2 separate regions of the Homo sapiens genome follow, and region 2 is linked to region 1. A link is an interaction called in ENCODE POLR2A ChIA-PET data of the cell type or tissue named here. Cell type or tissue: MCF 10A. All regions are shown on one strand. Links, peaks and the distances in the headings refer to the core of each region. The heading gives the core; the rest is flanking DNA. Region 1 overlaps CTDSPL (CTD small phosphatase like). Region 2 overlaps ITGA9-AS1 (ITGA9 antisense RNA 1).

The links. ChIA-PET counts read pairs that join two places held together with the same protein. Peaks named below come from ENCODE experiments on the same cell type or tissue, not always from the same donor. Only the 100,000 strongest peaks of a DNase experiment are listed, where the experiment ranks them.
Region 2: POLR2A ChIA-PET joins it to region 1 with 15 read pairs; 18 of 35 experiments call an interaction of 5 or more read pairs at or near these places.

The regions. Positions count from the first base shown.
Region 1 is chr3:37,956,094-37,968,664 of GRCh38, reverse strand. CTDSPL (CTD small phosphatase like) reads right to left here. Exons shown (of 8, transcript NM_001008392.2): 3 at 11,522-11,554; 4 at 3,993-4,094; 5 at 783-839. Among named protein-coding and RNA genes, the nearest start is that of MIR26A1, 7.0 kb to the left of the region's middle. RefSeq lists an enhancer at 6,189-6,800. In MCF 10A, for the core only: a CTCF peak has its summit at 1,182 (motif pointing right); a DNase peak (open chromatin) is centred at 1,194.
Region 2 is chr3:37,842,190-37,857,017 of GRCh38, reverse strand. The region is part of intron 1 of ITGA9-AS1 (ITGA9 antisense RNA 1); the gene reads left to right. Among named protein-coding and RNA genes, the nearest start is that of ITGA9-AS1, 12 kb to the left of the region's middle. In MCF 10A, for the core only: no CTCF peak of the experiment used is centred there; a DNase peak (open chromatin) is centred at 3,137.

The DNA of each region.
Region 1 (12,571 bases), core at 103-2,602:
CCAGGAAAGTCTCCTTCCTGGGATATCAGGCCAGATACGCTCCCTTTAAGACCTTGGACTTGACAAGGAAGATGGTTAGATCATCCCTGTGGAAAATCTGACAAAAGCCCCCCAGCTTCAACCTCTAAAGCTAGTTTTCCTACAACATTCCCAATTTGTTCATAAATGAAGTTATTTCCGGAAGAGCTTTATGCAGATAAGGAAAAAAAATCAGAAGCAACGAAGACGCATGCCAACTGACTACGGCATCTTTATTCATAGCAGCCTGCGGATCCGAAAACTCACACCCTTCCCCCTTTTTCTTTTGGGGTGGGTATTTGCTAAAGATTCTCTGGAGAAAACGATGCAGGAATGATAAGATCAGTCTGGAGCAGCTGGCATTGAAAATGGACACTTTTTCCCGAGAGTCCACCATAAGTGGGTGACTTGTGGCATTTTCCTGTTGCCTGCTAGGAGAGTAGCCGAAAGCAATTACACAAGGAAGTTAATTAGACCATCAAGCTAGGCCAGTGGGGGATACGGAAACTTCTGAAATTCAAATCAAAGAACTATTTGAACTTGCAACCGCATCTAATATTTACGACTATAGTTTCCTTATAATCTCAGTATAAAATAAATTCATTGGAGTGAAAAAAAGAAAAACATTGTATTTATTACAGTATGCTTCCTTTTGATTCCGTAATAAAGTTATTACTGAAATGAGAATTTAGAAATAAAGTTCATAGGAAATGTAAGTACTAAAAAATCTTAATTGAAACTCAAATTTAGCTTCAGTTTCTTACCTGATGTATAGTTCCATCGATTTCAACCGGAACAATAAAATCAGCATTACTAATAGGCTAGAGAAAAAAGAGACTATAATTAATATGTCTGAAGGAACAAAAAAACTCTGGAAATTTTAGCAAGAAAAAAGCCTGCCTAGACCAATGTTTTGGTTATTGGAAAAAACAGTTCAGGAGGAGGATGATGAAGCATGCCTTGGTTCCTTAAAATAAGCACAAGCAGGAAAGCACATTATTTTCCACTGTGAATGTCATTACATTTTCAGCATCTTGGTCCAATATCACCTGCCTGGCCTCAACCAAAAAGTGTGGCACTGCCTGGCTAGAGGATGGGGCTCCTGAAAACTCCAGCTCTTGCCCAGAGTCTTGCTGGGGTGATGGGGAATCACTGCTAGCCACCAGGGGGAGGAGCTGAGCATGTAATGGGCTCCGAGGACAGTGCTGCTTGAGGGAAAACTATTTGTACTTGGACCCACAACTGGCGGCTGCCCTGCGATGGGCTGCTCAGCAGGAGAAGATGGCCACACGGACTCAAAACAGTAACAAGGCCATGTGGGGGTAAAGTCAGAGGCCGCAGGCCACACCCTTGGGCAGGCTCTTCCTCTCCTTGGACCTCAGTTTCTCCTCTCTTCCTTAGCTATTGTGATGGGTCTGATGCATGCCCATGGCCCCAGTCCAGTACTGAGAATCAGTGATTTCAGGCCCTCCCAGGTAGCCTGGCACCAGCTCCTGCCTTGGGTGGGGGTACAGAGCCAGCCCACCCTATGCCTGCTCCGCTCCAAGGAACACAACATCCAGCACACCCACAAACTTCTGGATATTTTAAATAACTCTTTGACAATATTAATGACATTTAAAATTCAAATATGATTCTTCAGCAGTCATTACGTTCTCAATGATGAACTTACACACAGTTCTCAATGGAATTCCACAAATTAGGTACAAAACTACTTAAATGAACAGGCCCAACTGAATCATCAGCCTGCAAACCCCTGGACAAGAGAAGAGAGACAGAAGGAAGGAGAAGGTGTGTGTGGTGGCCTCTGGGCAGGGGTAGGGGTACAGCATCTGGTCAGACTCTGAACCGAAGTCTGCTTTTAAGCCCATCACAGTACACACAAACCCTCTTTGTTGATATATAAACTAAAAAACAAAAAACAAAAAACAAAACAAAAAAACATGGACAATGCTAGGTCATAGCACCGTTACTAAGCACTTAGCTTATGATCACTGTTTATTTACTCCCAGAGTTGGAAGGCCAAGGATGAGTTTAATATCATATAATTGCACAACTAAAATCAGAATCATGCTAAAAAACAAAAGGAAAGACTGAAGGAAGAGACTCTCCCAAGGCATTAGATTATGGAATCACATTCCACGGAGTATATTAAAAAGAGAAAAACCATTCCCCAGCTTACAGCAAGCACCACCCTTACTCTCCTCTCTCCTGCTGGTATAAAGGAGACTCTGCTACAGCTAGGGTTCTTCACTTGGGATCCATGAACCTATGCATTGTACAAATGTACATTTTCGAAGGGAAGAGGGTTCACAGCTTTCAGATTCTCAAAGGACTTTGAAATGCCCAGAACTTTAAAAACCATAAAGAATATTCTGGTTGCAAATGTAGGCAGGCCAGGGGAGGGAAGAAATGAGGAAACACCATTCACATTAGCTTGTGGCATCAATGCTCTCCGAGCAGGTGCTAGAGACACTGGGGGCTACCAGGGCCTTGCCTTTGGAGCCAGGAATCCTCAGTAACATCAGGTGATCTGGCCAGTGTTGCCTACACTCCCACAGTTGCTTGGGAGGGAGTTCTCTATGCTGTGATGGCAACCGACCCCTGCTCTGAAGGGCTTTCCTTCACAGAGACTTGGAAAAGTCCTGAGCAACTTGCCCATGGGGGAGAAATGGCTTCCAATGCTATCTAGGGTTAAGCTGGGACACAAAGTCACCATATCCCCTGGACCAACTATGGAAGGGGCTGGTCCTCAAGTGCTAGGGAATGAGGTGGTCCCTGCATGCCCCAGTAGCCAGAACAAGGCAATTTCTCACTGCTAGAGGTCAGTGTGGTCTCTTCTCCACTCTTCAAAGGACTCAAAGACAATTTTCTGGCTTTGTCCTACCAGAAAGGTCTCTGTTTAGTGAGAAGAACAAAGAAGGATGTTTCTGGTAGAAAGGTGTTTGGGCACATTTGACAGCTCTTCTGCTTCCTACAACTTGTAAGGAATGACTATGGTTCATGTGAGACACATGCCCCATCATGGATGGTGACCTTCATGTCTCTCAGTGAAGGGGAGTCCCAGGCTGGTGGGGGAAAGAGGAATGCAGTACAATGATAGAGCAGTCCCATTACCAGAAATAATCCAAGGAAAACAAGACCAGAATCCTAAATACCTGCTTCTTCTCCCCAAAACACCAATCTCCTATTTCCAAACTTTTCATCATTTGCCTCTTTTATACAATTTATTTCACGTCAAAAAAAAATGGTTAACTAACTCATTTCTTAACAGTGTCGCCACAGCTCTTCCTGCATGGAGGCCGTTTCTGCTGTTTTTCCAGCAGGAAGATGGAGATCAGGGAAGGTGACAGGAAGGAAGAGTGTCTGACCTCCACACCCTTCAGGAGGGAAGTCCTGAAGGTGGGTACTCATTTAGCTGTGAAGCTTGCAAAAAACCCCAGCCACTTCTTGTCATGAAGATGCTCAAATTAAATGGCTGAATCTGTTCAGATGCCCTGAAGTCTGGAAGTCTTCTTCAGAGTTGGACATCTTTCAAAAATCAATCTGGGAAAATCTCCATGATACCAGGTCATTTGACAGTTTCCAACAGAGACTCCCCTCCCCCTCCCAATAAAACACATAGCACTCTGGTCATCTTGACAAATATAAACAGTATCCTGGGGGCACTGAGTGCCTTGTGCCACCTGAAAAGTATTTCTGCAGCGGTTACAGCATTGGAAAATGCAAACCTCCTAAGAATGAGGTCCCAGTGATGTTGGTAGCTTAGTGTTTTCTTTCCAAACTAATTATGTTAATATTCAACTACTTTAGTTAATGTTCACCTGGGTTAATAAGCAGCTCCTGGGATTTCTACATGAAGAGTGAAGTCACACACTAACCACCATAAGCTTTCATCCTTTTTGTTTTCCCTTTTCCAATACAATTGTTATCAAATCACAAAGATCATGGATTTTTTTTTTATGTTGATTTACCTTAAACGAACTGTGCACCAATGTTTCATCTAAATCAATGACCACACATTTCTTTCCATAGTCAAGCACCGTCACCTCTGGAAGAAGGTACTTAGCTGGTGGCTAAAGGGGAAAAATAAATCAGTATTACATTTATGTAAAAGACAAACCAATCAGTATTGCATTATACTACTTTCAAACATTTAAATGCCTGGTCAAGCGTATAATGGGCTTTTATTAAGAACAATAGGAATAAGTAGTTTGCAACTAAAGTTTTATCAAATACGGTGCCACGATCTGAATGACTGCTATGAAGTCCTAGGCTTTGGAACCAGACAAACCTGGTTTCAATCATCAGCTCTGTCACTTTCTTGGTTGTAAATTGGGATAGTAATACCTACCATGAAAGGTTGTTGTTATCAGTTATAATGGCAATAAAATGCCCAGCATTTTGCCTCACACATATATTGGTGGCTACAGTTATTATTAAAATGGATTACACAAGAATGAGTATTTAATTATAATAGGTACTGTCACAATGGAGGTCTGTTTCGTGGGGTCATATTTTGCCTGAAATTCACTGTGGCACATAAGTAGATATTAGAGCTATGTTGGAACTACAGATTTTTTTTTTTTTTTTTTTTTTTTTTTTTTTTTTTTTAGTGACTGAGATTTTTAAAAAACTTGAAGACAAACTATAGGCCCACCAGCATAATGCAGTCCAGAGTTACCCCCAACACTAGGAAACAGAAATAAGACCAATCCAGGTACAGTGCCACCTTGTGCCACCGCACTGTGGTAGAATACTGAGCAAATGTGGTATTTTTACCCCTTGGATTCTCTGCCTCTGAAAGTTATACTTTAATCCACATGTTGTGTGTTGACCAAACAATCTATTTATGTGTCTTAGTAGCAGGTGACTCAAATCTCGTGATAAAGAAGTCATAAAGAGTTAATAAAATGCTGGGTATCTTCAGCCAACCATAAAATGCTAGGTATCTCTGGCCAACCTCACTCGATTTAGAGGATTTATTTCTTTAGGCCTTGCCTCATTCTAGAAATGATCTGAAGTATTTTAGTCTACTTTGTGGCATATTCAATATCCAGAGTTAACTAATTAATTTTCTGACCTGCAAAGAAGGTCAAACTCTCTTTAATATTTGATACAAAACAAAAGGAAATATCTATTCTGAGCCCCTGAAGAATGGACAATTTAGTTCATCAAATAAAACAAGAAAAAAATGAAATCAAGCTGTATTTCCTTTTACGTGGCTCTTTCCTCTTTTTATTTTTTTGGTTCAAACTGAAAGTCAGTGATCAAAAGTTAATTTTGAACTCTAGCTGGTTCAATAGTAAATGTAACACAGGCAGTCAACAGGTTAGGTAAATTTGCAAGTACAATGATCACCTTGGCAGACAGAGACTGTCCAGGGTTGCCCAGGAAGAGGCTACGTGTGGAGACATAAGCATTTCTAACTCCATGTTTCTTCCTTTCCAACGTCATCCAGAAGAAAGAGCCTTTATGGCCTCCCATCTCTTTCAGCTGGAAGCAATCCTCCCTAATCCTGCAGCACTGTGACGGGATGTGGGGATGTGCCTTGGAGACAGGCACGAAATTCGAGGATCTAGAAAGGACTCTGTCCTCCATTACAAACCAGTGAGTCAGCAGGTTATTTTTAAAAAATTAAATTTGCAAAAAGTTTTCTATCAAAAGGTGTTTTTAAAAAGGCAGAGTGTGATGAGCTAAGTGAACATAGTAGAGAGAATGTGGGTCATTTTTGTTGTCTGGGACAGAGCAGAAAGCATGCTTGTGACCAGAATAAAATTTGTTTGAATTTTTATTACACAACTATTTAATATAAAACACATTCTCATTGTAAAGATTATAGACCTATGAGAGTAAAACACAATCATTCTCTTTTCTATGTCTCCCTTTTGACATTAGTGTCTATCCAGTCCTTTTCCTATGCGTTTATAAACTACTAAAATGTTTTAACTTATTAATTTAATTGTTAGCCTGGAAAATAAGGATCTAGAAATTCTAACCCTAGCATCTCTGAAAACATCAAAGATCTGCCAAAAGTGGTTCATTTTCCAAACCCAAGAATAAAGATTACTTTCTTAGCACAGTTAACCCACACTTTACAAGCATTCTTTAACAGTAAGTAAAACCCCTCATGGTGCAATCTAAGAGAGAAAAGTTAACAGTAAGTAAAACCCCTCATGGTACGATCTAAGAGAGAAAAGATGGAGAAGGGTGAGACTCATATTAAGCAAGCAATTGATTTTAATTTGTGCTGCAGGGAACAAGGCCAAGTTGGGAGGCAACAGGCTAGGAGGTTCCATTAATCCTCTGCTGTTTCCTAAATGCACACAGCTTCCCTGAGAGCTTGGCTTTAGATTAATGCAAATTCTTCAGCCCATGGGTAAGAATTCTTTGGGACAGCTGCATCCTTGGAAATGTAAGGATGCTATATAATGACAATACACAGTGCTTTGTTACTTCAATTGATCTGTTCAGGTGATGCTTGAATCATTAACTAAGAAATGTCCTGCACCAAGTTTTCTCTGAAGTCTTCATAAAGCTGAAGAACAAGAGAAATACCAGTCACATCAAGAAAGGTCTTTCTTATACAAAATGACTTGCTCAAATGTACACAAAGAGCATTGCCGGGGGGTGGGTGGAGGAGGAAGGGACCACGGCTTGCCATCCACGGTTTGGGAATGGTATTCATTCCTGTTCCTTTCCTGGGAGTAAATCTGAAATTTCCTGTCCTTGGCAGAGAACTGGCAGCCATGAATAGTTAACACTAAGCTTATTTCCTCTTGGAGTGCCCATCCCACAAACTCTCATAAATCTTACAGATGTAGTACCTCTTCCTGGTACATTGGATTATTGTTTCCTTACTTAAGATTTCTCAGGCTTAAGGTCTGCACGCTGTGCTCCTCAAGCCCTCAGAGCTCCAGGTGGATGTCAGGGCCTAACGCAGGAGGGGAGCAAGAGGAACTCTAGACTGCTTTTAATTAGAATAGCTGTCCTGCTTGTATGTTCTTCATAATGTTTTCGTGGAAAGAAGTGTACTATTGCTGTATTAAAAGCCTTAGGCAAATAGCATAGAAACATAGCTGTTAGAAAACAAATCCTCTCCCCTTTCAGCATTTTTATGGCTCGGTTACACTGCCAGCCTCATGTTTGTGAGCATCTGTGTGCTGTGTAATTTAAGCAAAAGTATGGGATCGGTAGGACTCAGGACACAGCCTCAGTGGCGTTCCTCACTGGGGCCAAGGCATTCGAGTGCTCACCTCAATTCATGACCACCCATACTTCAGCAGTTTCAAACTTTCGTTCCCTCTGCATCTTTTCCTAATACTTCAATACCCGACGTTCACCAAACAGCCCATGAAGCTTCCCACTAAGGAAGGCCCTAAATCCTGGCTCATAGTTGGGAGATGAACGATACTAATGGTAAGGATAAAGATGTCATTTCCAATAGGCGTGCAAAACATGATTACTCAATAAATGGTGCTGGGACAACTGAGTAGCCACTTGGAAAAAAGGATAGCTTCCTACTTCATGCCTTACACCAACATACATTCCAAATGGATCAAAGATTTAAAGGTATAATGGTGAAACTATTAAAAACTATTAAAATACTAGAAGAAAATATAAAATCAAGGAGCATAAAGGATGATATTAATATTTACTTATATAAAACTAAAACTTCCTTGTGGCCAAAATAATTATAAACAAAAAAGGCCAAAAGATATATCATACATTTGGGGAAAAGTATTAATTTCCTTAAAATTTAAAACGACAAGCAACACAGCATAAAAAACTACAGGAAATGAATAGAGAAGAAGAAAGCCAATGAACTTGTGAAAAGCTGTTCAAACTCATTGATAAAGAAATGCAAATCAAAGTAATAAACTGATACCAATCTTTGTTTTGTTTTGTTTTGTTTGTGAGACAGGGTCTGGCTCTGTAGCCCAGGCTGGAGTGCAGTGGTGCCATCCTGGCTCACTGCAACCTCCGCCTCCCGGGTTCACGTGATTCTCCTGCCTCAGCCTCCCGAGTTAGCTGGGATTAAAGGCATGCACCACCACACCCAGCTAATTGTGTGTGTGTGTGTGTGTGTGTGTGTGTGTGTGTGTGTGTGTATATATATATATATATATATATATATATATTTTTTTTTTTTTTTTTTTTTTTTTTGAGACAGAGTTTTGCTCTTGTTGCCCAGGCTGGAGTGCAATGGCATGATCTCAGCACACCGCAACCTCCACCTCCCGGGTTCAAGTGATTCTCCTGCCTCAGCCTCCTGAGTAGCTGGGATTACTGGCATGTGCCACCATACCCGGCTAATTTTGTATTTTTAGTAGAAATGGGGTTTCTCCAAGTTGGTCAGGCTGGTCTTGAACTCCCGACCTCAGGTGATCTGCCCACCTCAGCCTCCCAAAATGCTGGGATTCCAGGCGTGAGCTACCACGCCCAGCCTAATTTTGTATTTTCAGTAGAGATGGGGTTTCTCCATGTTGGTCAGGCTGGTCTGGAACTCCTGATCTCAGGTGATCCGCCCACCTCGGCCTCAGTGGGATTACAGGTGTGAGCCACCGCACCCGGCCACCATGCCCAGTTAATTTTGTGTATATTTTATAGAGATGGGGTTTCACCATGTTGCCCAGGCTGGTCGCGAACTTCTGAGCTGAAGCCATCTGCCCTCCTCGGCCTCTCCAAGTGCTTGGGTTATAGGTGTGAGCCACTGCGCCTGGCCTGATACTATTCTTTATTTTCAGATTAGCAAAGATTGAAACATTTGATTATCATTTTCAGTAAGGGTATGAGGCACTCTCATAGATAATTCATGAGAATGTAAATTAGCATAAGCTTTTGGAGGATAATTTGGTTTTAATGTACCAATACTGTAAAATATATCCTTTGACCTAGCATTTCCACAAATAGAAACTGATCACAAAGAACTATCACACAAGTCCATAAGCACACAGAAAAGAGGATATTTTTAAGAGAAATATTTGTAATAGCACAGAAGTGGAAACAAAGTAAATGCCATCAATGAAATATAAAACAATGAGGCAGATATATACCTACTAATATTTGGAAAGATGTTCAAGGCATCTTGTTAGAAAGTAACAAGCAATTTGCAGAATGGTGAATACAACACAATTTCATTTATATAAATATGTTTGTGTTTGTCTGGAAAACTTCTGGAAGGATAAATGACATATATTAAAAAGTGGTACTGCCTAGAAGGCAGTAGGATTACATTGAGAGATATTTTCTCTTTGCTTTAATCTTTCAACTTCACGTACGTGTGTATGTATGTATTCCCACAGGTGTTAATCCCAAATCCGTCAATATTTAAAAATTAACCATGAGCTTGAATTACTGTTTAGTAAAAAATTAAAAGACCAAACCTACACATACAAACAGAGCAACATGCGAATGAAAAAAGAGGGGTGAGGTGACAGGCACAGATAGGGACCCCAGATGCAGCTGCTCTGGTCACCACAGGCTTAGAGGATTCTTTACCTTCAGGGCCTGAAGAAAGCTTTCAGGAGGTTGTGGGATCTGGTTTGGAGACTCAGCACAAGCCCAGATTTCTGCTCCTATGTATGGCACCCTAAGCTCTCAGGGCTCCCAGCACTCACCAGGTCCCCCTGAGGTCCAGAAAGGCCAGAACCACGCTGCTTATGCAACCTGGCGCCTTTTCAGGTAGGTGCAGATTTTGCAGGGGCTCCCAAGACTTGATTCCAGAGCTGAGCTGGCCCGGATGGACTGGGATCAGTCCTATATGCTAAGCAGTCAGTGGAAATCACACTGTGCTCACTAGTGGAAATGCTTTTCTGGAGGTCATCATTCAAAAGTGCAAGTTCCTTTAGCTTGGCTGTTTCTTTGGGCAAGATAGTTCATAGGTTCACATGGCCTGACCCAACATCTCACATGTAGGACACAGTCAGCAGTTTATTGATCTATCAGTAGGATCAATTACATAAGGAATTTTCTTCTTGTTTATCTTATTCCAGAATTCTATACATGGCTGAATCTACATTTGTGGGAAAAGGGTCCGTTTCTTCAGTGGGGTTTTTATACTGACAAGTGCTTTTGTTCTGCACTTAACTTTGCACGTGGCTGCCAATTAGCTTTAAGAAAAAACAGTAATAGTGATATTGAAGGTGGAAGGAGAGATGCTACCTGCCATCATTTAATGTAGGTACCTCTGCAGGAAAAAAATATGTCAAAAACTACTTTATATAAAGGTTAAAGAGTCTTCTGGTATTAACTCTGCTGAGCATCTTCCTCAAACTCTGGATAAAAAGTTGTGCTGCCAGGTCAATCTTTTTGATCAAAGCCAGTTTTCTCAACAAAACCCAACCCTCAGGCACATGGGCAAAGTCAGAATCACTACACAGACTCTTGCAACGCATTAGTCAATGAAGAGTTAGAGTTTTGAGAAAAATGAAATTACTGTAAACTTTTTGGGCAATTTGTAAGTGACATGTACTACCAAAGCCTTTGGAGTCAACCTGCACACGTGAAATCCATCTACTCCTTTCTATGTAAGATTGCTGTGTCTATTGTATGTTCCCAGAAAACATGTGAAAAACTCCAAGGAAAGAGAGATGAACACATTTGAATCAAGTAATCTGAATCTGATCATCTTTACAGACTAAAAAATTAATTTATAGACACATTTTGAAACCTAAATCCTTCTCTAAGGACATAAGACTATTTGAAAGGTCTTGTTTGATACAGGCATCTCAACTGTAAATTTCTTTTGGGAGTCGGTCTTCAGTTTACTTCTTACTGACTGGCCTCAGGCTGGGTGGCTCTGCTGGCAGAGCAGGAGGAAGAGAAGGGACAGCCAGGACAGCGGATGGCTGAGGGGTGGCTGGTGCAGGACGGTGCTGGGGTGGAACAAATTTCAGGGATGACAACAGAAGTGGGGGTGGCCTCAGGGAGCGCCCAGCTGGGGCAGAGTGGCAGCACAGCAGGCCTGTGGGATGGGTCCTGCAAGTCCCGAGAATATAGTTACAGTGACTTCTCTGATCTCGGAGCTACAGCCATGCTACCACTGATAAGTTAGAAACAGTCTGGTCACCTGGGACGTGGGCTTGGTGAGCCCAGTTCCACTGGGACTGAATCTGCTGCAAAGAACTGGGTCTGGGCAAAACAATGTTCCCGCCAATCTATGGAGTTGAGGCTAAGATAGTGGGGTGTGGGTGAGGCCTCTGAGCAACCTCAGCTTGTTCAGCTTGGAGGTCCTTCCCAGAGAGAAAGGAAAAATGAGAATTAGGTTAATGGAGCTGGCTGCCCTGCTGTTCCTGAGAAAGGAAACTGTCTCTGTACAGAACTTCCTGCTCACAGTTTAAAATGCAGCTTCAGTTTTCTTTTTAACAGAACAGAGCTGTTTATACCACATGATAAACTCACCATAAGCAATAACATTAAAAAAAATCCTTTATATAAGTAGGCCCAAAGCCACAAGATTTTATGACTGTTTTAATAAATAAAATTAGATAAATATACATACACTTGGTATGGGAATGACCTGCCTCTGGTCACCCTGAGGAAAAAGAAAAAAAAAATCATTGTCAGGTTCGAAGAGAAGATCATATTCTCAAAAGAAACTTCAAAGCCCTCTTGAGCACAGCAGCTGCATGATCTGCCATTCTCTGTACCTTGGTGGTGTTTAATCAACAGGAGGAACCTGAAAATTTTCCACAGTTAAGGCATGAGGCTCCTTCTGTCTCTCAGACACCTGCTCTCCCAACAAGCCAGGCTGGGCTCCTGAGACTCACAAACCATTTTGTGTATTTAAATAGCACCTCCCTTACTCCCAGGAATTCAATCCTTAATTAAAAAACAAAAATAAAAACTCATACTTTAATCCTTGGTTCCCTCTAAAAACTGTTTGTTTTTTCTTTTAAGCAAGTTTTTCCCTAAAAAGACTAAGTCAATATCATACGCAGGGAATGGAAGACATGTTCACCAGATTACAATGACCCCCTGGTCATTCCAGGAGCTCCCCAGGGGAAGACTGGGGAGAGGGGACAAGGCAAGGTACAAGAAGTTCCCTCCCAGGCAACAGACAAGGGGATAGCTTTCCTTTAAGGGAAACACAATCTGTATTCACAGGGAGTGTTAAGAAAACCTAGGCCCCAAGGAAAGGCCTCAAATATTCCTCAGCCCCAAATGCCAGCCATTCCAAACCTAATTGATGGAAACACTTCATTATAGCATTGTTAAGAAATGCTAATAAAAAAGTTTATTTCCACTGAGCATTTCCAGTTTCTGTTTCTTCTTTTTTAGATGGCCTAATAAGGCAATGCACTGCTTCATGCCTTGTACACTGAAGGATTTGTGAAAAGATGTGTCCATTTTTATTAAGAGGGTTACAGTGATAATGAGGTCTCACGTGAAGGGGCCAAACCTGATGGCTCGCAATGGCAGCTGCCTGGCACCTTTCTGAGCTCTGTTTTGACACTAAGAACTATTTAGCAACTTCTTGATTATCTCCAACCCCTAGTCATCACCTCTGCAGCATAAGAGCAAGTATCATTTCCTCTTGAGATGATCTCCA
Region 2 (14,828 bases), core at 1,638-4,137, 110 kb after region 1:
CGCAGCCTGCCCCTGCCCTGCTCGCCACCTTTGAATCTCTCCTGGCGGGCACTGTTTCTTGGTCTGCTTTTTCTCCTCTTTGTGGGCATCTCAGTCTCAAGTTTTGTGTGTCTGTTACTCAGACTCTGTCTCTCGCTCTCTGTCTCAGGTATTTTTCTATGTCTCTGTCTCTTTCTGAGTCTAGCTTCACATGTCTCTAGCTCAGTCTTCCCAGCCCTTTCTTTCAGGAGCTGGGCCTGAGGGTGGTAAGTGTCCTATTGGAAAAGAAGTGGAAGTTGGATTTGGGCAGAGATTCGTGGTGATTAGTAAAGTGGAAATGAACCTGAGCCCACCCACAGGTCTCTCTCCTGGGGTCACCTTGGGACCTAGATGAGGTTCCTCCAGGCAGCAGCCCTTCTCTCCTACTGGGAACCAGGCCCAGAGTCTGAAATCAGTTCCAAAGAGCCCTGTGCTAGCCTAGGCAGGCCAAACCACTCCCACACCAAGTATGTATCGGATGCCCTTATTGTGCCAGGCTAGGGCCACATGCAGTGGACAAAATACCCTTAAGGGGCTCACAGCCTAATGGAGGAGGCAGAAGAGCAATCAGAGGGTGGCACAGAGTAGAACTGATTTATTCTCCAGGGAGTCCCCACAGAGGTGATGATGCTAACAGTGTCATTTCCAGAGCCTTCAGTTCCTGGATGAGCGGACTTTTTCATCTACAATCTCCACAGAGAAGGCTGTATTTGAGGAGAAGTAGGACATAATGACGGAGGAAGAGGTGGAGGTCCTGAAGACCAGGTTGAGTTTGGAATTTAACCTAAGGGTAATCTGGAGCCACTGAGACCTCTTGAGCAAGGAACAGGCACCAGTTCAGAAACTAGTTAAGATCTGAAGGTTAAAGTCAAAACTCAGACCAGCTTAAGCAACAGTGGGGGCTCTACTGGCTCATGTAATCAAATCACAGTTACATGCCTGGGCTGGAGTGGCCTGCGAGTAGCATCTGAAGCAAGGAGATAGAGATCTCTAGGGGAAGGATGTGACCTCCAGCTACTACTTTTCCCCATAACCGGGATGATCAAGGTGTTAGGAAAGGCAGAGGACATCCTTACACCTCAAGACACCCTGTATTCCCCACTCAGCTTGTTCCAGGACACCATCCCTAAGGGATCCCCAGAAGCTCATCCTTCTGCCTTCAACACCCATAACTCCCATGCTTCCTCAACATCCTGATCCTTTCTTACCAAGACCCACTCTCCCCCATCACACATGGATTCTTCCAATCAAATGTCTATGTCCACTGACACCTGGCTTCCTAGCCATCTTCTACCTCTACCCTTGTCCCCAGGGATGTTCTCTACTTGTCCCCAGGTGGGACCTGGGGACAGCATCCTTCCCATCTAAAGACACTTCACTCCCAAGAATAAGGCTTTCAAACGGGTCAGTGGTCCAGCAGGTGCAGCCCGCCCCCTGGTGGCCACAATGTTGTGTGGTCCTTTTCCTGAGCCCAGCTGAATGTGGAAGGCCTCTCTCCCTGCCAGTTCCTCAGTGTACACCACAGTCAGAGTGGGCTCAGTCGTGTCTCTTACCTTACCTGTCATGATTTGCACTCTTGTTCAGTTTTCCCCAGAGTATTAGCAGAAATGCCCTCAGGAGGCTGGGCGCAGTGGCTCACACCTGTAATCCCAGGACTTTGGGAGGCCAAGGTGGGCAGATCATTTGAGATCAGGAGTTCAAGACCAGACTGGCCAATGTAGTGAAACACCCGTCTCTACTAAAAATACAAAAATTAGCTGGGCATGATGGCGCAGGCCTGTAATCCCAGCTACTCGGGAGGCTGAGGCAGGAGAATCACTTGAACCCGGGAGGCGGAGGCTGTAGTGAGCTGAGATCGCGCCACTGCACTCCAGCCTGGCAACAGAGTGAGACTCCATCTCAAAAAAAAAAAACAAAAAAGAACGCCCTCAGGAATATGAAGGCCTGAGTGCCTGTCTGGAGAGGGTAGAAAGCAGGGGAACTGGAGCGATGTGCCCCACTTGGCAGCCAGTCTTGGAGGAGGAAAATGAAAGGCAAAGTGGATGCAAGCCACTGGTGAAGGAAAAAAGGGCAGTCAACCAGGGTCCTGGGCACACAGAGAAAAGGGCATCTGGCCTAAAGCTGGTGGTCAGGAGATATTTGGGGAATTTGAGAACAAGACACATCCTGATCTGAGATAGACTCTAGGACCTTGGGAATGAGCTGAAACATTCTTAGCGTACCCAGAAACCCAAGAAGCCTTCCTGGAGGGGGACACGCCTGCCACCACTTCTGTACCTCCAAAATTACAGCCCTGCCTTACCCAGAGAGTTTGGGTGCAAAAAGAGGACATGGCCTCAGGCTTGGGCCCTCTCTGACAGCCCCGGCTGGGGGAGGGCATGGCCCTGCCCTGAAACCCTATCACAATAGAATAGCTCCCAGAGCAGAGGGGGCAGGGTATCTCTGTGTGCCCTCAGCCCACTAGCAGGAGTGGCTTTGGCTCCTGAAAGGGCAGAGAGTCACAGAGTCTCAAGTTGATTTAGTGACTCTGGAGCCATTGAGCCCCTTGAGGTGGAACCCCACACTTAGCCCCTGTGTGGATTGTCCCTTGGATGACTCCCCATATCTCAGCTAGCAGGTATCATGTGGCCTGGCTGATGGAGGTTACTTTTGCTTGGCTGCTGTCATCTGTCGCCTCTCTCAGCCAGGCTCCCCAGGCCCTGGGCTCTGGCCCAGCCACAGGTACCCCCTTTATTCCCTGGCCTATGCCTACACAGGCTGTATTGGAGCTGAGGTGAGCAGACCCAGACGTGGCCACACTCTGTGGTGTGAATTCTATGTCACCCGTCATCCCAAGGCTGCCTGCTGATGAAGAGGAAGGGCCAACCCATATGTGCATCACTGCATGCACCCGTGTATATATTAGGGGGTCCATATGCGTGTGTATGCAGCCCCTTCTGGGAAGGTAGTTGCCCTCTCACATCTTTTATAGCATCAGCTTTGACAGGCAGCTGCCATGGCAGACCTCCCACTGGCACCATTCACATGGGCGGTGCCTTGGCTGGGCAAGGGAGATATTTCACGGGCAGGTCTGGTCACAGACACACACCTTGGTACGTGCAGCTACATGCTCATTTGTACTTGGGCTCACACGTGACAAGGCTGTCTCTGCCCAGGCTGGTTTCTCTACGTTGGCACTGCCTGTTTCTCCCTCCCTCCCTCCCGCTCTGGCCCTCCAGGTCTCAGCCCTGACAAGCACTGCCCTCCTCTTTCAGCTCCCCTGGAACCCAGCCTCCTACCCTCTTGGTCTTGGAAGGTTCTCAGAGCCTCCCTCATGAACATGATCACAGATGAGCATTTGTAGGCAATTTCTACTTTTCACACTAACTTCCCAGAGGCCTGGGTAGAGAGAGAGCTGGGCTCTCTCCTCTGGAACAGGGGTCAGGGTATGGGAGGGAAGAATACAAGGAGGTGGCCAGGGGCCGTGGCTCATGCCTTTAATCCTAGCACTTCAGGAGGCTGAGACAGGCGGATTTCCTGAGCTCAGGAGTTTGAGATCAGCCTGAGCAACACAGTGAATCCCATCTCTACTAAAATACAAAAAATTAGCTGGGTGTGCTGGCGTGCACCTGTAGTCCCAGCTACTCGGAGGCTGAGGCAGGAGAATTGCTTGAACCTTGGAGGCGGAGGTTACAGTGAGCCGAGATTGCACCACTGCACTCCAGCCTGGGCGACTGAGACTCCTTCTCCAAAAAAAAAAAAAAAAAAAAAAAAGAATACAAGGAGGTAAAAAAAAAAATCTCAGTAAATTAGTCAGTCTGTCTCCTGACTCCACTCTCCTTCCCTCTCTCCCACTTCCCCCTCCCCTGCCACACAGCCCTCCTTGGTTGCTGCTAACATACACTCAGGCGCCCCTGATGCACACTGTTCCCCTCCCCCATACACTGCCAACCCACATTCCTAAATGGGGCTCTTAACCCCAGTGAACTGTCCCCATCTACCCCATCTGGCTCTGATCCCACCATGGCCATGGGAGGCACTCCTTGTGATCCACACCTGAGTGCCTGGCTGGGATGGGTGGAGAAGGAGGCCCTATCTCAGCTGAAAGAGGCAACAGGCAAGTGGCCTCCTCTCTCTGGACCTTCCTTTCTAGGCAAGAACACACAGATGATGGTTTGTTGCCAGAAGGCTCTGGAATGGGTGCAAACCAGAAGGGGTTCCCTGTCCTGGTCTGAGTTTAGGGATGGGACCAAAGAAGTAAAATTTCTGGACGTTCTACTAAAAATTATTTTTAAAATATCAAAAGCAAAAAATATTTTGGGGAAACGGATACTAGCCACATGGAATTGACTAGACGTTGAGAGTTCACACAGCTTGTTAATATTTAGTGTCTTTCTGACTCCCTGATGGCCCTTGGTAAGAGAAAAGAAGGAGGGTGGTTGTCACCCATCCTGCCTGTTTACTGCACACCAAGCTGTGGCTGGGTACCGTGTTTCCAAAGGCGAGAGGCTCCCTTGGGTGCAGGAAATGGAGACCATGTCAGGGAAAGATCAGCATGAGGGTCCTGGAGTGAGAGTCTCTGCCCATCCAAGGCCTCACAGGAACTCAGCTCAAACCATAAAGAAAGCTATTATATCACCTGGCAGGCCTCAGGGATGACCTCAGGAAACTGGGTCTTTCAGGAGCAAGGCCACTCCAGACTAAACTCCTGTTACTCCAGACAAGTCATTTGTCATGAATGTGACTCAGCTGCATCTTTCATCACTGCTTCAGTTTGGGTCTAACCATTTGTCCTCTTGTTAACAACTCACTAATTTTCATAAGTCCCAGTTTAAATCTGGGAGACAGTCTGTTTGCCTTAGTTCATTCCGATTTTTCAAGTTACTATACTTATGTAAAAAATTACCCCCAATTTTAGTGACTTTTACAGAATCAAAAAATACTTATATGCTTATGAATCTGCAGTTTAGGCAGGGCTTGGTGGGCCTAGCTCATCTTTGCTTTCTGTGGGGTCACCTGGGCTGCTTGATAGTGGGAGCTGGACTGATCTGGAGGCTTACTTTCTCGCATGTCACAGTTGATGCCGGCTGTTGGCTGATGCTTTGGGCTGTTGGCTGGAAAACCTACAAATGCTATTGACCATGTCTTTTATTTTCTGTACTCTGATGTTTTGACATATTGGGGTCTTGTTTTTGGCATCTTGGGGCCTTGCTGACCTTGGAGGGACTGCCCCTTTGATAGCAGATTCCTAGAGATAGCAAATAACTGACCTGTGAGGGTGTCTTTCATATGCAAGCCAGTCAATCCAGTGCCCACATTCCCAACCACCCCCTTTATCCAGCAATTACAGGCCCCTATTTTCCTGCCCTAGTCACCCAGGGGCCAAGTACCAGACTACTGGGGCCAGCCCCTACACCTCAGAGCCCACCAAAATTATTTAAACTAGCTAATCCTGAACCTGCTTACCCTGTTCCTTTTTGTAGAAACCACACTAAATGCCTTTGCCATAGTTTTCCTTTCTCCCTCAGGTTCCTGACCAAGCTGGTGCTTCTGCGTGTGTTCCTGCATGACTTGGTGTGTCCCCTTCTCTTGGATCTGTGAGTAACAAACTATCTTTTCTTTTTTTCTTTTGAGACAGAGTCTCGCTGTGTCTGTGTCACTGAGGCTGGGGTGCAGTGATGCAATCTCAGGTCACTGTACCTCCGCCTCCTGAGTTCAAGTGATTCTCCTGCCTCAGCCTTCCGAGTAGCTGGGATTACAGGGATGCACCATCACACCCAGCTAATTTTTGTATTTTTAGTAGAGAGAGGGTTTCACCATGTTGGCCAGGCCGGTCTCAAACTCCTGACCTCAGGTGATCTGCCCGCCTTGGCCTCCCAAAGTGCTGGGATTTACAGGCATGAGCCACTGTGCCCAGCCTAATCTGTCTTTTCAATGGCAGTCGTCTCTTGACCTGTTGGCCTCTTCATACCTGAATAATAATAAAACCTATATTTTCTTTTTTGTTTGTTTGTTTGTTTTTGAGATGGAATTGCTCTTGTTGCCCAGGATGGAGTACAATGGCGTGATCTCAGCTCACTGCAACCTCCGCCACCAGCCTGAAACCTATGTTTTCAAACAGTGATCTCTCCAGTGGCCTGGGCTTCCTCACAACATGGTGGCTGGTTGCAAGGGTGTGTCCTCTGAGAGAGTCCCAGGCGGAAGCCATATCACATTTTATGACCTAGTCTCAGAAATTACTCAGTGTCTTTTCTACTGCATTCTGTTCACCAAGACTATCATAATGTCCCACCTAGGTTCAGGGGGAGGAGAAATAGACTCCATCTCTTGAAGGGGCATGGCAACGTGCTAGAAGAGCCTGTGAATGGAAATACTGTGGTAGCCAGTTTTGGAAATTACAGTCTTCAACGATCATCCTCTCTGGGCAGAGCTCTTCATGCCAGGACACCTCATAGGTCACTGGCCAGTCAATGGGGTACTGTTTACAGGTCAGATATCTAATCCTGTCCCACTCTTGCCCTTAGACCTGAGCAAAAGGGACGCTTGCCCTGGGCCTGGTGCTTTAGAAGTCTTTATTTAGGCCTTTGTCCAGTTGTTCCCTTCCCCATGGGGTAAGAAATTTGCAGGACACCAGGGCATGTGGCTACCTGAAGTCTGTGCCTCCACCTCCCCTGTTACGAAATGCACCTGGGGCACCTAGGACCTTGGAATTTCCTATCCCACAGGCTTGAGCATGGGGCCCACACATCAGGGGAGAGCAGTGAGGCAGCTGTGAGCCAGGAGCCTGGGCTTGGCTGTCCCTGTGTTGTCACACTCCGGTGCAGCACTCCAAGGAATCTGTTCGTTTAAAATTCGAACTTGGTCATTCAGCCTCAGATTTTGTTGCATTTTCCTGATTTAGATGGAATGGAATGAAGAAAACTCCACAGCATACAGAATTGGCCTCCATTTGCTCTCTTGTCCTGCAAATGTCAGAGGTGGGCCTGCCCTGACAGCTGTGGAGGGGGGCATTTCCTGAGGTGTAGAGAAGATCCCCCTTCCCTTTCCTCCCAGCTTTGGGTAGAGCCTGAGGCAGCTGGAGGTGTGTCAAGCCCTGTCATGGCAGGACTCTGTCTTCACCAGTCTTCACAACCTCTCTGTTAATAATGCCATCTTACAGATGAGGAAACAGGCTTCACGAGGTTAAGTGGCTTGCTCCATCAGAGCTGAGATGGTGATGATTGCCTTTGTGTCGGGGAATCCTATCTGTCCGGGAAGCCGCTGCTCAAGATGACAGGGCAAGTCATTGATTGGGAGTTTCCAGATCTTAACTCTAAGCTCCCGCCACTCCTGCATGCTGTGCTTAAAGCAGGATGGCGTAGGAAATGATTGTACTGGATTTATCTGAGGAAGGGAAGGCATTGACAGAAATCTAGAAAATTATTCTGGGATAAGCATAATCATTAGTCAAACCTCCTCAGCCTCATTTTTCTGGAGATGAGGTTACCTGGACGAGGAGCACGTGATCAGGGGCTAAGACGGGTACTTTTCCTGCGTGCTGGATAGGGAGGCCTGAAACCCAGAATCTACTAGATCTGTGCTCCTTGGGCTTCCCTGTCCTTAGGAAGCTAAATTTACAACTCCAAACTGCATATCTATTGGACTATTCCCAGAGAGATGTTAAGAGATACAGATAAATAGCAAGAGATTAAGACACAGGCCCAGGCCGGGTGCAATGACTCATGCCTGTAATCCCAGCACTTTGGGAGGCTGAGATGGACAGATCACTTGAGCCCTGGAGTTCAAGACCAGCCTGGGCAACATGGTAAAACCTCATTTCTACAAAAAAAAAAAAATGCAAAAAATTAGCCAGGTGTGGTGGTGTATGCCTGTAGTCTCAGCTACCCGGGAGGCTGAAGTGGGAGGATCACGTGAGCCTGGGAGGTCGAGGCTACAGTGAGCCGAGATAGTGCCACTGCACTCCAGCCCAGGCAACAGAGTGAGACTCTGTCTCAAAAAAAATATATATATATATGTATATATATATATATATAGAGAGAGAGAGAGAGAGAGAGAGAGAGAAAGAGAGAGAGAGAGAGAGAGAGTTCCTGACCAGCCTGGCCAACATGGTGAAACCCCATCTCTACTAAAAAAAATACAAAAAAATTAGCTGGGAGTGGTGGCACGCACCTGTAATCCCAGCTACTCAGGAGGCTGAGGCACAAGAATCACTTGAACCCGGGAGGCGGAGGTTGCAGTGATCCGTGATGGAGCCACTACACTCCAGCCTGGGTGAGAGTGAGACTCTATCTCAAAAAAAAAAAAGACACAGGCCCAAAGTTATGTCATATCTGTCATGCTTCTCCTTTGCTTGTGCTTTCCCTGTGCCAAGAATGTTGTTCTTTGCCCCTCCCTTGAGTTACCCTTGCCTGCTTCCCAAGACCCAGTTCAGAGGGAGCCTCCTCCTCTAAGTTTAGTATTCTTGGTCTGTGTCTTGAGACTTATTAGTGGCTTTTGGACTTATTAATAAGCAGGAAAGAGTGATTGTAGACTGAGAAGGGAGAGGTGGCATGAATGTCCTGAGATCAGTCTGTGAACTGATTTAACATATCTTGGCTCTGGCACATTGGGCTGCACCCTCAGATGTGACCCTCCCATATGCCGCACGAGGTCCCTGGGGGAAGCCCTGACACTCACCTGGCTTCTCCTTCTTACACAGAAAAGCTTGACATGCCAACAATAACATTTCTGTTTCCAAAATTGAAACAGATTTTTCTTTCTTCATAACTTTACTTGTTCAACTTTAGAGTTTCTTTTTTCCCTTTATTTATGCAAACATTTTTTCTTCAACAGTGGGGTTCTAAAAGATAATTTGATACCCCTCTAGCATCGTGTATGGTTGAGGCCAGAAACCAGGAAGCCAGAGTACTTGCACTTCTCCAAGGCAGCTGTTGAAATGCAGGACTTCCATGGGGGAAGGACTGGACCACGGTCCCCTAGCCATCTTGGAGGACTGGGGCTGCCTTCGGATTTTAACTGTTTCATTGTCAAATTATCAAATTGGTTATTTATATAAGGGCTGTCTGCTTATCTGGTGCTAAGCTGGTTTAAAAGTTCCAGATGCAGCAAAAGCATTCTCCAGCACTGGCAACAGTTATCAGCAAGACCACACTCAAAATCAACTCAAGAAAACAGCTCTAAACCAGAGATTGCAAACTGGCAGCCCAGGAGTGAAATCCAGCCGACTGACCCATGCTGGTAGCAAACGTGGTTTGTTATTATTCTTGTTGTTTTTTTGTATTTGCCTGTATAGAGCAGACTGTCATTACAGTGTTTTTTTTTAAATAATTACTTACAGAAACATCATAAGAATAAAGAATTCCTATATACCCTTTAACTAAATTCCCCAAAGATTAACTTTTTACTCCCCAATTGTATTATTTGAACCATTTGAAAGTAAACTTCAGGCCTATCCTCAACATTTCAAAATATCTTTAAAAAGGACAATCTCTCATATAACCATGATACAATGATCAAATCAATCAGTAAATTAACATTGATACAGTGTTATCAACTAATCCACAGACCTCATGCTTATTTCACCAATTTACCTATTTTGTCTTTTATAGCAAAGGGGAATATTTATGTTTTCTGGTCTAGGATCCAATTTAAGATTATGTTTCCCTGTTTCTTTAGTTTCCTTTAATCTGGTACAGCCCAGTGATTTTGTAGAATACTCCTTAACATGGGTTTGTCTGTTGTTTCCTCATGATTAGATTCAGATTATGCATTTTTGGTGAGTACTCCAGGAGTGATGTTGTATCCTCACCAGTGCCGCATATGAGGAGGCACTTGACATTGCTTTGTGGCATTATTGATAATGTTAAGTTTGATTACTTGGTTAAGGCAGTGTCTCTAAGGTTTCTTCACTGTAAATTTTGTCCTTTGTATTTTTCCCATTGTAATTAAAAAGCATTTTGTGTATGAGGGAGGTACTTTGAGATGATGTAAATACCCTCATTCTCATAAAACATTTACCCTCTAGTTTTAGCATCTGTTGATGACCCTTGCCTTAATCAGTTATTGCTGTTAAATTTTGGTCAGTGGGAGATTGCTCAAGTTGGGTTTTGAGTACTTTTGACACATCCCTATTATTCTCAAGCTCTTCTTTACTCTGGTACAACAAAATGCTTTGGGCTCATAGGGTCTTTTTCTTGTACCAGCCCTGGAATCAGTTATTTCTCTAAGGAGTCCTGCTTCTTTTTAGTGGAGAATAGTACTTAGAAGCCAAGATCTGGGTGCCAGATGCGCTTATTGCTGCTGCAGTGTCATTGATCCTAGGCTCCCTTGGTGGACACAGCTATATAAATTTATCTATATCTACCTATCTATCATTTATCAATATCAATTAATCTATCTACATCTATATTATTAATCAACCTCTCTATCAATCATCTATTTATATTCAATCTACTAAAACCTGGAGTTTATGATGACACCTCAGATTCCTAACACCACATGATTCAGTATATTTCCTTCTCCTCTTGCCATATTTGTAACTCCCTTCCCTGATAGTGAAAAACTTGACTCCCATTATCCACAATACATTATTTATACACAATGCTCAATCTTAGAATGCCCAGAAAGTAGCTTCAGAATTGCTATCCCATTCTACTGCAAAAACCCAACTCAGTAAGTAGAGTTCAATATTTTTTTACACTGTCTTTGCCTTTTGTCAAAATACTTTATTCAAATATTACTTAGATTAGTTCCTCCACCTCTAATGAGGGTCATTTTTTTTCTGTTTGTGTTTTATGTTAGTGTTTTCTCCCCACCTTGTTTGTTTGTTTGTTTTAGGCAAGTGAAACACTAACACGGTTCTAAAAGTCAGAACTACACAGAAAGGTATCCTCAGAGAAGTGTCACTGCCCTTTGTAACTTACCCCCAACCCACTTCCTACCTACCAGGCATGGACCCTACAACTTTAGGTAATCGTTATCATTACTTTCTGGTTTGTCCTTCTTATGTTTTTGTTGTTGTTGTTGTTGTTCTGTATAGTCGACACAAGTATATATTATGATTTCTCTCTTCTTACATGATAAGTAGCACACAATAGATACTCATTTGTACTTCTCCTTTTCACTTCACAATACAGCCTGCAAATCACTCCACTTCAGTTCATAGAGATATTCCTAATAATCTTTAATTAAAGCCACTGTATAGTATTTCATTGTGTGGACTTAGTATCATTTCTTCAGCTACCCTTCCATGTATGGCATTTAGTATGTTTCCAGAATTTTGCACTACAAACAATGCTATAGTACTTTTTATGTTGTTGGAGAAGTAACTTAAGGTATGTTCCTGGATAACTGGGTCAAAAGGAAGACACTTGTAGTTTTGTTAGGAATTGCAAATTTCCTCCCAGAAAGTTTGTATCAATTTGCATTTTCACCAGCAATGTATGAGAGTACCTCTTTCCCCACAGCCTCACCAACAGAATGTGTTGTTATATTAAACATTTTTTGCCAATCTGCTAGGAGAGAAATGGTACCTCAGCACAGTTTAAATTTGTATTTCTCTTATAATGTGAATTGAACATATTTTTAAATGTTTAAGCCCATTTTAATATCTTTTTTTAGTGACTTATCCATCATGTCTTTTGCCCATTTTTCTATGGACTTATAAAATATCTCACTTCTCACTTTTTTAAAGAGTTTGTTTCTACATTAAGGACATTGGCTCTTTATCTGTGACATAAATGCAAATATTTTCTCCCATTTTGTCATTTGTCTTTTGACTTTGCTTATGGTATTTTTTGCCAAGAAAACATTTTTTTCTTTTAAGGTTTTTTTGGTTGTGTTTTATTTTGTTTTGAGACAGAGTCTCGCTCTGTCGCCCAGGCTGGAGGGCAGTGGCGTGGTCTTGGCTCACTGCAACCTCCGCCTCTTGGGTTCAAGCGATTCTTCTGCCTCAGCCTCCTGAGTAACTGGGACTACAGGTGCGCATCACCATGTCAGGCTAATTTTTGTATTTTTAGTAGAGGTGGGGTTTCACCATATGGCCAGGCTAGTCTTGATCTCCTGACTTTGTGATCCACCCACCTTGGACTCCCAAAGTGCTGGGATTACAGGCATAAGCCACCGTGCCTGGCCTCTTTTTAGTTTTATGTAGTCAAATATATCAATCTGTTCTTTTATTGCCACTGGATTTTGAGTCATAGTTGGAAAGCCTTTCTCTACAACCAGACTATGCAAGACCATATCCATGTTTTCTTCTAGTGCCTGTATGGTTTCATCTTTTACAGTTAGACCTCTGATCCATTTGCAATTGCTTCTCTCGTATGGTGTGAGATAAGGATCCGGATTTTTTTTTTTTTTCTTTGGAGACGGAGTCTCGCTCTGTCACCCAGGCTGGAGTGCAGTGGTACAATCTTGGCTCACTGCAAACTCTGCCTCCTGTGTTCACGCCATTCTCCTGCCTCAGCCTCCCAAGTAGCTGGGACTACAGGCACCCGCCACCACGCCCGGCTAATTTTTTGTATTTTTAGTAGAGATGGGGTTTCACCGTGTTAGCCAGGATGGTCTCGATCTCCTGACCTCGTGATCTGCTCGCCTCGGCCTCCCAAAGTGCTGGGATTACAGGCGTGAGCCACCCCGCTCGGCCATAGGATCCGGATTTTTTAAAATTATTTTTTTAAATTATACTTTAACTTCTAGGGTACATGTGCACAATGTGCAGGTTTGTTACATAGGTATACATGTGCCATGTTGGTTTGCTGCACCCATCAGCTCATCATTTACATCAGGTATTTCTCCTAATGCTATCCCTCCCCCAACACCCCATCCACCAACAGGCTCTGGTGTGTGATGTTCCCCTCCCTGTGTCCATGTGTTCTCATTGTTCGACTTCCACTTCTGAGCGAGAACATGCGGTGTTTGGTTTTCTATCCTTGTGATAGTTTGCTCAGAATGATGATTTCCAGCTTTATCCATGTCCCTGCAAAGGACATGAACTCATCCTTTTTTATGGCTGCATAGTATTCCATGGTGTATATGTGCCACATTTTCTTTATCCAGTCTGTTATTGATGGACATTTGGGTTGGTTCCAAGTCTTTGCTATTGTGAATAGTGCCACAATAAACATACATGTGCATGTGTCTTTATAGTAGCATGATTTATAATCCTTTGGGTATATACCCCATAATGGGATTGCTGGGTCAAATGGTATTTCTAGTTCTAGATCCTTGAGGAATCACCACACTGTCTTCCACAATGGTTGAACTAATTTACACTCCCACTGACAGTGTAAAAAGCCTTCCTATTTCTCCACGTCCTCTCCAGCATCTGTTGTTTCCTGACTTTTTAATGATCGCCATTCTAACTGGTGTGAGATGGTATGTCATTATGGTTTCAATTTGCATTTCTCTGATGACCAGTGATGATGAGCCTTTTTTCATGTGTCTGTTGGCTGCATAAATGTCTTCTTTTGGGAAGTGTCTGTTGATATCCTTTGCCCAGTTTTTGATGGGGTTGTTTGTTTTTTCTTATAAATTTGTTTAAGTTCTTTGTAGATTCTGGATATTAGCCCTTTGTCAGATGGATAGATTGCAAAAATTTTCTCCCATTCTGTTGGTTGCTTGTTCACTCTGATGATAGTTTCTTTTGCTGTGCAGAATCTCTTTAGTTTAATTAGATCCTATTTGTCTATTTTGGCTTTTGTTGCCGTTGCTTTTGGTGTTTTAGTCGTGAAGTCTTTGCCCATGCCTATGTCCTGAATGGTATTGCCTAGGTTTTCTTCTAGGGTTTTTATGGTTTTAGGTCTTACATTTAAGTCTTTAATCCATCTTGAGTTAATTTTTTTAGAAGGTGTAAGGAAGGGATCCAGTTTCAGCTTTCTACATATGGCTAGCCAGTTTTCCCAGCATCATTTATTAAATAGGGAATCCTTTCCCCATTGCTTGTTTTTGTCAGGTTTGTCAAAGATCAGATGGTTGTAGATATGTGGTGTTATTTCTGAGGCCTCTGTTCTGTTTCATTGGTCTATATATCTGTTTTGGTACCAGCACCATGCTGTTTTGGTTACTGTAGACTTGTATAGTTTGAAGTCAGGTCTTGGCTATGCAGGCTCTTTTTTGGTTCCATGTGAACTTTAAAGTAGTTTTTTCCAATTCTGTGAAGAAAGTCATTGGTAGCTTGATGGGGGTAGCGTTGAATCTATAAATTACCTTGGGCAGGATGGCCCTTTTCACAATATTGATGTTTCCTATCCATGAGCATGGAATGTTCTTCCATTTGTTTGTATCCTCTTTTATTTCGTTGAGCAGTGGTTTGTAGTTCTCCTTAAAGAGGTCCTTCACATCCCTTGTAAATTGGATTGCTAGGTATTTTATTCTCTTTGTAGTAATTGTGAATGGGAGTTCACTCATGATTTGGCTCTCTGTTTGTCTGTTATTGGTGTATAGGAATGCTTGTGATTTTTGCACATTGATTTTGTATCCTGAGACTTTGCTGAAGTTGCTTATCAGCTTAAGGAGATTTTGGGCTGAGATGATGGGGTTTTCTAAATATACAATCATGTCATCTGCAAACAGAGACAATTTGACTTCCTCTTTTCCTAATTGAATACCCTTTATTTCTTTCTCTTGCCTGATTGCCCTGGCTAAAACTTCCAATACTCTGTTGAATAGGAGTAGGGAGAGAGGGCATCCTTGTCTTGTGCCAGTTTTCAAAGGGAATGCTTCCAGTTTTTGCCCATTCAGTATGATATTGGCTGTGGGTTTGTCATAAATAGCTCTTATTATTTTGAGATATGTTCCATCAATACCTAGTTTATTGAGAGTTTTTAGCATGA